2 separate regions of the Homo sapiens genome follow, and region 1 is linked to region 2. Evidence: chromatin contacts called from ENCODE Hi-C or POLR2A ChIA-PET data. All regions are on one chromosome and are shown on one strand. Each heading gives the region's core, a stretch centred on a gene start or an enhancer-like site at or near the end of the contact. The rest is flanking DNA. Distances are from core to core; before and after follow the strand shown. Region 1 has its middle 18 kb from the start of LINC02635. Region 2 overlaps LOC124902409 (a long non-coding RNA gene).

Region 1 (4,402 bases), core at 1,589-4,088, 40 kb after region 2:
GAAAAAAAGAAAGAGAGCTAAAAGGAAGCTCATTAACAGGAGACCTGGGTATAAGCAGGCATCTCTCCTTTCCCTGGGTGTAAGTGGGTCTCTCCTCTTCCTCTGGGTTCTGTGCACTTCATCAGGTTGATGACTCACGGTGGCTGGGTTATGGCAGCAGGGTTCATCCTGGCGAGCTGGACAAGCACAGCTTTGAGGGTTAGACAAGATAAAGAAGGACTGCACCCATGGGTACCTCTAGTGGCTAAGAGGGAAAGGAGAAAACAGAAGCTCCTCCTCAAGCTGATGATGGGCTGGGAGCGGTGGCTCACCTCTGTAACCCTAGCACCTTAGGAGGCCAAGGCAGCAGGATTGCTTGAGGCCATGAGTTCAGGACCTGCCTGGGCAATATAGTAAGACCCCAACTCTATAAAAATAAATTGAATTATTTATTTATTTATTTTGAGACATAGTCTTGCTCTGTTACCCAGGCTGGAGTGCAGTGGCATGATCTCGGCTCACTGCAACCTCTGCCTCCCAGGTTCAGGTGATTTCATGCCTCAGCCTCCAGAGTAGCTGGGATTACAGGCGTGCGCCACCACACCGAGCTAATTGTTGATATTTTTAGTAGAGACAGGGTTTCACCATGTTGGCCTGGCTGGTCTTGAACTCCTGGCCTCAAGTGATCCACCCGCCTCGGCCTCCCAAAGCGCTGGAATTACAGGTGTGAGCCACCCTACCTGGCCTGAACTAAATTTTTTGTTTTTGCTTTTATTTTTTAAGACAGAGTCTCGCTCTGTTGCCCAGGCTGGAGTGCAGTGGTGTGATCTCAGCTCACTGCAACCTCCGCCTCCCGGATTCAAGTGATTCTCGTGCCTCAGCCTCCGAGTAGCTGGGACTACAGGCACGCACCACCACGCCTGGCAGATTTTTGTATTTTTAGTAGAGACGGGGTTTCACTATGTTGGGCAGGCTGGTTTTGAACTCCTGACCTCAGGTGATCCGTCCACCTCGGCCTCCCAAAGTGCTGGGATTACAGACATGAGCCACTGTACCTGGCCTAAACTAAATTTTTAAAAAACCTGATGACTAATTGGAAAAAACAATGTTCCCAGAGACCCTGACCAGAGAAGAGAATTATGTTTATCAAATCTTGAGTCCTCTTCTCTTTTTCCTTACCCCACCTTTCCTTGCCCAGGCTAGTTTATAGACATAGAGTGCTGAAAAAAAATTCGAACTAGATTTTCAAGTCCCCCTGCGTACCCAGCCCTATTTATGCTAATTTTGAAGTGGTTAAATCAATGATTCCCAGCCTTGATTTTAGGACACCCCCAGGCGTCTTGAATTATTCCAAGAGCTATTGTGAAATTCCAAAAATAAAATCGTTTTAATTTCCTGCATTTTAAAATAAGTACACACCTTGTGCTCTCTAAAATCACATGCTTTTGGAGGAGAAAGATTGTGAAATCCTGCGGAAAAACTCATTTGGATGCCAGCAGTTTGGCCACAGCAATCAAAATACCACTTTATATTTGGGTAATGCTCTGTGGCTTTGAGAGCACTTTCTGATAAGTAGGTTAGTGAGGACATGTGTGAATCAACACAAAAGATACTTCTTCTAGCCTGGATGTTGCACTAGAGGTAGGAAACAACCACACAGCCTTCCTTTGGAGCAAATACTGGCTCCTCTGGGACACTTCAATTTGTCACCGACTGGTGGAGGGGGAGTCTGGAAGGAGGCTGGTGACACAGGCTTGGGCTGCAGTGGCCCAGTATGGGTGAGGCCAACTGGGTGATGGGGGCATCCGGTCACTGTCAAAGCAAAGGAAGAGGAGGCAGCTCCAGGCTGGCTATCTCCCGAGCCCCAGTGAGTCTCCAAGTCAAAGCCTGAGGCAGCACCACAGGATGGCCGGGTCCCCAACTCCAGAACTTTCCCTGGCTGCCAGATGGGCAGCATTCTTTGCTTTATAGTGAGAAAGTGAGGCCATCAAACCTTATATAATTGATGTCACTGTTGAGGGCCCTGTGACTACCATGGCTGTTGTCTCCAATGTGTCTTCCCTGTACAGTGTCCCCGGGGTCCTGGGGAGGCCCAGGGGTGAGGACTTTCTCTGGAGCCTGAGGAAATGGACGTGGGACCTGAGTCAGGGTGTGGGAGAGAACCTGTGAGCTTGCTGAGCTTCCAGTGGAACCAGGCGAGCAAAGAGCAAAATGCCAAGGTATGGAGCATGCCATACTCTAGGTGGCAACTTTTCTTAAAAGCCACTTTAGGCCAGAGCGGCAGTGGACACCTGGAGCCCCAGCACTTTAGGAGGCTGAGGCGGGTGGATCACTTGAGCCCCGAAGTTCGAGACCAGCCTGGCCAACATGGTGACACCCCGTCTCTACTAAAAATACAAAAATTAGCTGGGCGTGGTGGCGAGCTCCTGTAATCCCAGCTACTTGGGAGGCTGAGGCACAAGAATCACTTGAACCTGGGAGGTGGAGGTTGCAGTGAGCCGAGATCATGCTACTGCACTCCAGCCTGGGCAACAGCGTTGAGACCCTGTCTCAAAACAAAAAAAAAAAAAAAAAGGAAAAAAAATCCTTATCTACAAGCCATCAGAAAGGTGGGGACTCCCTTTCCTCCTCACTTGGCTCCCTACAAATAAACACTTTGCTTTCTCCCACTATCCAGGTCAATATAAATATCTGGTCTTACCACACCAGGGAGCCAACCCCAGTTCAGTTCTACAACACTACAGCGACTTCTGCCATTTTTGCAGATTAGAGCATGAGCCTCAGGCTGTCAGCGGAGAAGGCAGGAACCTGTTTCTCCGGCTCTGGCTTGGCTCCGTTCTGGGGCTGCTTCCTCCTGCCAGCAGCCCAGGTGAGCAGCCTGAGTTCGGGAGTGGTTTCTTGGCAGTGAACCAGGCACTTGGGGACTGAAGAGAGCAATTTACCTTTTCTAGGTTCTTCCACCTCAAGGGCCTCCCAGCAGCCTAAATAAGTTGCTACTAAAAAGTTCCTATAGCACTTTACAGTTTACAAGATGTTTGAGCAAATATCAATTCAGTCCTCCAAACGACATTATGAGGCAATAATCTGATGTTAATGTACCTACTGTGGGTTGGCAGATGCTTCCTTACCTTAGTGATCAGGTTTGCTATTTTGCAGACAAGGAACTGGGAGGTCCAGCAAGTAACAGAGCTGGTGAGCAGCAAGGATGGGACTGAAGTTCAGCTCTGCTTTATTCCGAAGCTCATGCTCCCCACCAACCCAGTGTGCCGCCTCTCTGTATAATTCTCGGAACTCGGTTAGTTCAGACATGCAAGGGTCTGCTCCCATGGGAGGTGGGGTACCTGCATCCATAATAGGTTGATAATTATTTTACTTATTTTATCTTTATTTTTTTGAGACAGAATCTCAGATTGTCACTCACGCTAGAGTGCAGTGGCGCTCACTGCAACCTCCACCTCCCAGGTTTAAGCGATTCTCCTGCCTCAGCCTCCTGAGTAACTGGAATTACAGGCACCCACCACCATGCCTGGCTAATATTTTATATTTTTAGTAGAGACAGGGGTTTTACCATGTTGGCCAGGCTGGTCTTGAACTCCTGATCTCAGGTGATTCGCCTGCCTCAGCCTCCCAAAGTGGTGGAATTACAAGCATGAGCCACTGCGCCCTGTCTGATAATTATTTTAAACCAATACCATGGAAATTGAATATCTAAGAGCAAACTTGGTTTTAAAAAAAATAAACATAGTCCAGATGCGGTGGCTCACACTTGTAATCCCAGCACTTTGGTAGGCCGAGGTGGACAAATGACCTGAGGTCAGGAGCTCAAGACCAGCCTGGCCAACGTGGTGAGACCCCCATCTCTACTAAAAAAAAAACAAAAAATTAGCCCGGTGTGGTGGCGCATGCCTGTAATCCCAGCCGCTCAGGAAGCTGAGGCAGGAGAATCTCTTGAACCTGGGAGGCGGAGTTTGCAGGGAGCCGAGATTGTGCCACTGCACTCCAGCCTTAGCTGGAACAAGAACGAAACTCTGTCTCAAAAAAAAGATAGATAAACATAAGACAAAAACCGAGAGAAAATACTTCTAGATACTTCTAGTGGAAATAAAATTTGGAGAGGTTCAGGAAGGCCTCTACTTAACTGAGAATGCTCTTCCCTCCTCTTGCCTCCGGGATCACCCTGCTCAGCACTGCGCGCACCTAGTCTATTTCCATGTGCAGGGCTAAATCAGGCATTGTCCTTGTGCTTTTGATGTCGTGGTGGACAGGATGGCTCAGGGGTCTCAGGACTGAGCAAATGGCTAAGGGTGGAGGAAGTACTCAAATGACTGATAAGACCAGCTAGAAAAAGTTAGCAAGGGATATAATTAATGAGGTTTTGGGTATTTGTCCCCAGAAATCTAGTCCAAAGGGCATACTTAGCGTT
Region 2 (4,664 bases), core at 1,701-4,200:
GCCACACCTCTCACCAGCCCCTAGGTACTTTAACACAGGAATATCTGTTGTTGCTACATATCCCTATGTCAAACTTTTTTCTTTTTCTTTTCTTTTTTCTTTTTTTTGAGACAGTCTCACTCTGTCGCCCAGGATGGAGGGCAGTGGTGCGATCTCAGCTCACTGTAATCTCCACCTCCCAGGTTCAAGCGATTCTCCTGCCTCAGCCTCCTGAATAGCTAGGGCTGCAGGTGTGTGCCACCACACCTGGCTAATTTTTGTACTTTTAGTAGAGATGGAGTTTCACCATGTTGGCCAGGCTGGTCTTGAACTCCTGACCTCAGGTGATCTGCCTTCCTTGGCCTGCCAAAGGGCTGGGATTACAGGTGTGAGCCACGGCGCCTGGCCTCAAAAATGTGTTTTCTAATACTATTTTGACAAAAATCTTTCAGTGTTGTTGGTTTCCTTTATAATCCTGGGTATTTTATTTCAAGCATTGAAAAACGTTACTGTGAGAAGTTCAGAGATTCCAGAATGCCACGTGCTCTGCCACAGCTCTCACAGCAGGACACCACAGGCCTCGTGCATCCTGGGCCGTGTGAAGCAACCTCAAGCCACAGTGTTCCTCATGCTTCTCCTTCTTGCCTAATCCTCCTGTTTTATTGGCTGAGTCGACCAGCTGGGCTTTAACCAAGAGTCTACTCCCTCAGTTCCTTTTTCTTTCTTCTTTTTTTACAGACAAGGTCTCGCTCTGTCTCCCAGGCTGGAGTACAGTGGTACCATCATAGCTCACTGCAGCCTCAGGCTCCTGGGCTCAAACAATCCTCCCACCTCAGCCTCCCGAGTAGCTGGGACTACAGGCACACACCACTAGGCCCTGGCTAATTTTTTTATAGAGATGGGGTCTCCTCATGTTGCCCAGGCAGGTCTCGAACTCCTGGTCTCAAGAGATCCTCATGCCTCAGCTTCCTAACATGCTGGGATTATAAGTATTAAATCAAATTTAGCCTAAAGCTACCTCCTTACATATTTTAAGTTCTACCTAAAGGTTTCTCTGTACATTGTGGACTATAAGCTAAAGGAAATTGTAAACAGACTGTAGCCTACTCTTGTGCCAATCACCAAGTTTTGGCCAATCAAATGTGGTCAACTGTTCCAACCATATTCTAATAAGGCAAATGCCAAGCTATAACCAATCCAGCTGTTTTTGCACCTCTCTTCCATTTTCTGTATGTCACCTTCCTTTTTCTGCCCTTAAATCTTCTACCACGTGGCTGCGCTGGAGTCTCTGAGCCTACTCTGGCTCAGGAGATGGCCCAATTTGCCAGTCATTCTTTGCTCAATTAAACACCTTTAAATTTAATTTGACTAAAGTCAAATTTTAATTTTTTTTTTTTAACCACAGGTTTGAGCCACTGAACCTAGCCCCTTAGTTTCTGTTCAGTGACCTAGCTTCCTGCCAATACTGGGGGCCTTGTCCTGGTGATGGAATGCTGGTACCATGCATTCTCTTTTTTGCCTTCTGCCCTCCACATTCCCCACCACCAGCTGTGACGGTCCTTTGAGGAACGATCTTTGGAAAGCTTCCTAGCATCCCTTGCCCTGCCTGCTGGAGTGGAGTGCCTGGTCCCAGTGATTGCCCCAAATGGTGCTGAGTTTATTACATCCTCTGACACTAGGCTTTGAGCTGCCTAGAAGCCCTGGCTAGAATCAGACTCTATCTGCATTGTTTGTTTGTTTGTTTGTTTCCATTCTCTGGTTCTACTACTTCTCCACAGACCTTTTCCCTACCTAGTTCTCCTCATGCCTCATGCCCAGGACCACCCTTTGGTTCTAGTCTAGTTCTCGAGCAGCAGGAAAGACATGTAATTCCCCTGCTATATGGTAATTATTCATAATTTTTTCCCTGCAAGCCCAACATTCCTCCTTTGTGATAGTTTCTAACTCATTTTCTGCAGCAGTGCATACACTTCTGCTCCCTGAAGTCCTGCTGGAAGGACCACTTGTTAGAACCAGACAAATTGTTCACATGCTTACTGCTTAAGAGGCTCATGACTTGTCCCTAATGACTAGAAGCAAAGGAAGAAGCTGTTTTAAGGGGAGAGTCTGCTTTTGAATCCAGCCCCCACTTATGTTTTGGCTTAAATGAAATAGCTTCTTTCTTAATGCACATCAGAAATACCCAGGAAACCACCTCAGTTCTCTGGGTTAGAGTATAAATGTTCTAGGTGTTTCCTCTCTGAGCCAAATAAAAGGAATCCCCAGAATTCCTAGAGGAATTTGATATGTAAGAGTTAACACATGCTACCCTGCTTTTTCCAGATGAAAGAGGACGGAGGGCATCTTCCTCCCTGACACCAGGCTGGAATCGCTTGGGCGATTAGCAAGCAGGTTGCCAGCATCTATGCCACTGTGAATCAAAGGGTCTGGAAAAATCTGGACCAAGACACTTTCCGAGCACCACCCTTACCTCAGTGTCCAAGATTTCTCTATTCAAGATTCGCATGGGCTTAAGGTGTCAGAGTTCCTGGTCATTGTGCAAACTGGTTTTCTGGAAGGGCTCTCGTTTCTGAATGCCTCTGCTTTTTCCCCCAGAAGATGCAAGTCACCTTTCTGTCACCCTCAAGGGGCCAGGTCCCAAGTCCTGAGCTCCAGTTGGGAGGAGATAGTTTGAGGAGCTCTGAAAGAGGAAGGGTCAGCCTGGGAGACTGGGCAGAGGCCCTTAGTGTGGGGAAAAGGCGGGAGCGCTGGGAGGCAGCAGCATTTGGAATACAGACAGATTCCCCCGCCTGTGGCAATCTCTGTCTCCCTCTGGTGGTTTAAGCTCTCAAAATTACAGGTGTTCTTTGTAAGTGACTCATACATTCCAGTACCGGGGTGAGTTTTTACTCTTTTGGCTCATGTCATTTCCTCCCAGCAGCTAGGGTCTCTGCATTTTGTCCTGTTGTCATGGCAACTGGTACTCTGCAAGCTTTGGGAGCTGAAGCTGTAGAGCTGGCTCGTTAGGGAGGCTGCCCTCTCTCTCCAGCTCAATGGGGAACTGTAGACATTTGGAAGATGAATCATTCTAGTCCATTGAATAGCTTGCCAAGGTGACCCCGAGCAAGCTCCTTCCATCTCTTAACGAACAAAAACTATAGTGTTGTGAAGATTGTATGAGATAACTTATCTGAAGTTCCTAGCGCCATGCCTGACATACTATTTTAAGTGTTTGATAAATAATATTTGCCTTCCCATTGATTCAGACTCTACAGGCAGCAATAAAAAATTACTGCTCTAAATATTTCTCATTTTCTCTCTGCAGCCTTTCATGGAAGTTGCCATGGTTCTGCATCCCTAAACCAATGAGACACAATGGCAAGTTTCTCTTCCTACATCTATTTCAACCACCAGCTTAACTCCCCTTCCTGAGTGCAGCTAAAGCTGTGGCCATCAGGCAGGTGAAGCTTGGTGCCTCCTGTTCAACCAACAGGAATGACTGAAGCAGGCTGGGGGTGGGACCAGCAGTAAGAAGCCCAGAGCAATGACCAGAGCTCCCTTTCTCTGGAGAGCTGGGCTGGAGAAAATCTATGCACTGCTGATCTCCTAAGGAGAGAGCTTCAAGGGTGAAAAGATGGTGTCCCACAGGCCTGAGGCTGCACAGATCTAGCTTTTGCCATTGAGGACAGCAGGGACAGTAAAGCTTCCCAGATCCCCTTTCAACCTGCCAGCTGGCATGTCACCTACCATAGAGGAAGCCAATCCTAGACCTTGTACTACTTGAGAGATTGCAAAAGTATCCTGTTAGCTGGGTCTGGACCCCAATGATAAATAGACTCATGAGTGAGCTAAGGAAGGGAACTGGCCCATCTAAAAGGAACCGGCCCAAGGAAAAGCAGGAATCTATGAAGGCATTCAATAACTTGGACCAAAAAGGAACAAGAAGGTAAAATTGAATACTTGGGTGATGGTTACACTAAAAACCTAGATTTCCCCACTACAAGATATATCCATGTAACAAAACTGCACTTGTACCCCTTAAATTTATATACTTAAATAAAATAAAATAGAAGAGATTCTTTTTTTTTTTTTTTTTTTTTGAGATGGAATCTCACTCTGTTGCCCAGGCCTGGAGTGCAGTGGTGCGATCTTGGCTCACTGCAACCTCCTCCTCCCGGGTTCAAGCAATTCTCCCACCTCAGCCTCCCTAGTAGCCGAGACTACAGGCACTTGCCATCACGCCCAGCTAATTTTTGTATTTTTAGTAGAGATGATTTCACCATGTTGGCCAGGCTGGTCTCGAACTCCTGACCTCAAGTGATCCACCTCCCTCAGCCTCCCAAAGTGCTGGGATTACAGTTGTGAGCCACTGTGCCCAGCCAAAATAGAAGAGATTCTATTACAGCATAAAATACTTTGTGGAAATAAGAAACAAGGCCCGGCTCGGTAGGTCATGCCTGTAATCCCAGCACTTTGGGAGGCCCAGGTGGGCAGATCATGAGGTGAGGAGATCGAGACCATCCTGGCCAACATGGTGAAACCCCATTTCTACTAAAAGTACAAAAAATTAGCCGGGCGTGGTGGCACGTGCCTGTAGTCCCAGCTACTCAGGAGGCTGAGGCGGGAGAATCACTTGAACCCAGGAGGCGGAGGTTGCAGTGAGCCGAGATCGTGCCACTGCACTCCAGCCTGGGCGACAGAGCGAG

Evidence for each region. Hi-C counts contacts between places; a loop is a spot of excess contacts on that map. ChIA-PET counts read pairs that join two places held with the same protein, here RNA polymerase II (POLR2A).
Region 1: a map of endothelial cell of hepatic sinusoid shows a loop between it and region 2 (6-fold over the local background). The contact joins two enhancer-like sites. A Hi-C loop is called at or near these places in 1 of 168 maps with a recorded cell type or tissue (endothelial cell of hepatic sinusoid). POLR2A ChIA-PET finds 5 or more read pairs at or near these places in 5 of 52 experiments (K562, PC-3, activated T-cell and 1 more).

Annotation. Positions count from the first base shown.
Region 1 is chr10:34,952,752-34,957,153 of GRCh38, reverse strand. No RefSeq gene overlaps it. Among named protein-coding and RNA genes, the nearest start is that of LINC02635, 18 kb to the left of the region's middle. Within about 2 kb of position 2,838, at least 4 of the 41 ENCODE cell types and tissues checked have a DNase peak (open chromatin) inside an H3K27ac peak, as active enhancers do.
Region 2 is chr10:34,992,982-34,997,645 of GRCh38, reverse strand. It overlaps LOC124902409 (a long non-coding RNA gene), which reads left to right. Exons shown (of 2, transcript XR_007062110.1): 2 at 3,284-4,034. Among named protein-coding and RNA genes, the nearest start is that of LINC02635, 22 kb to the right of the region's middle. Within about 2 kb of position 2,950, at least 3 of the 41 ENCODE cell types and tissues checked have a DNase peak (open chromatin) inside an H3K27ac peak, as active enhancers do.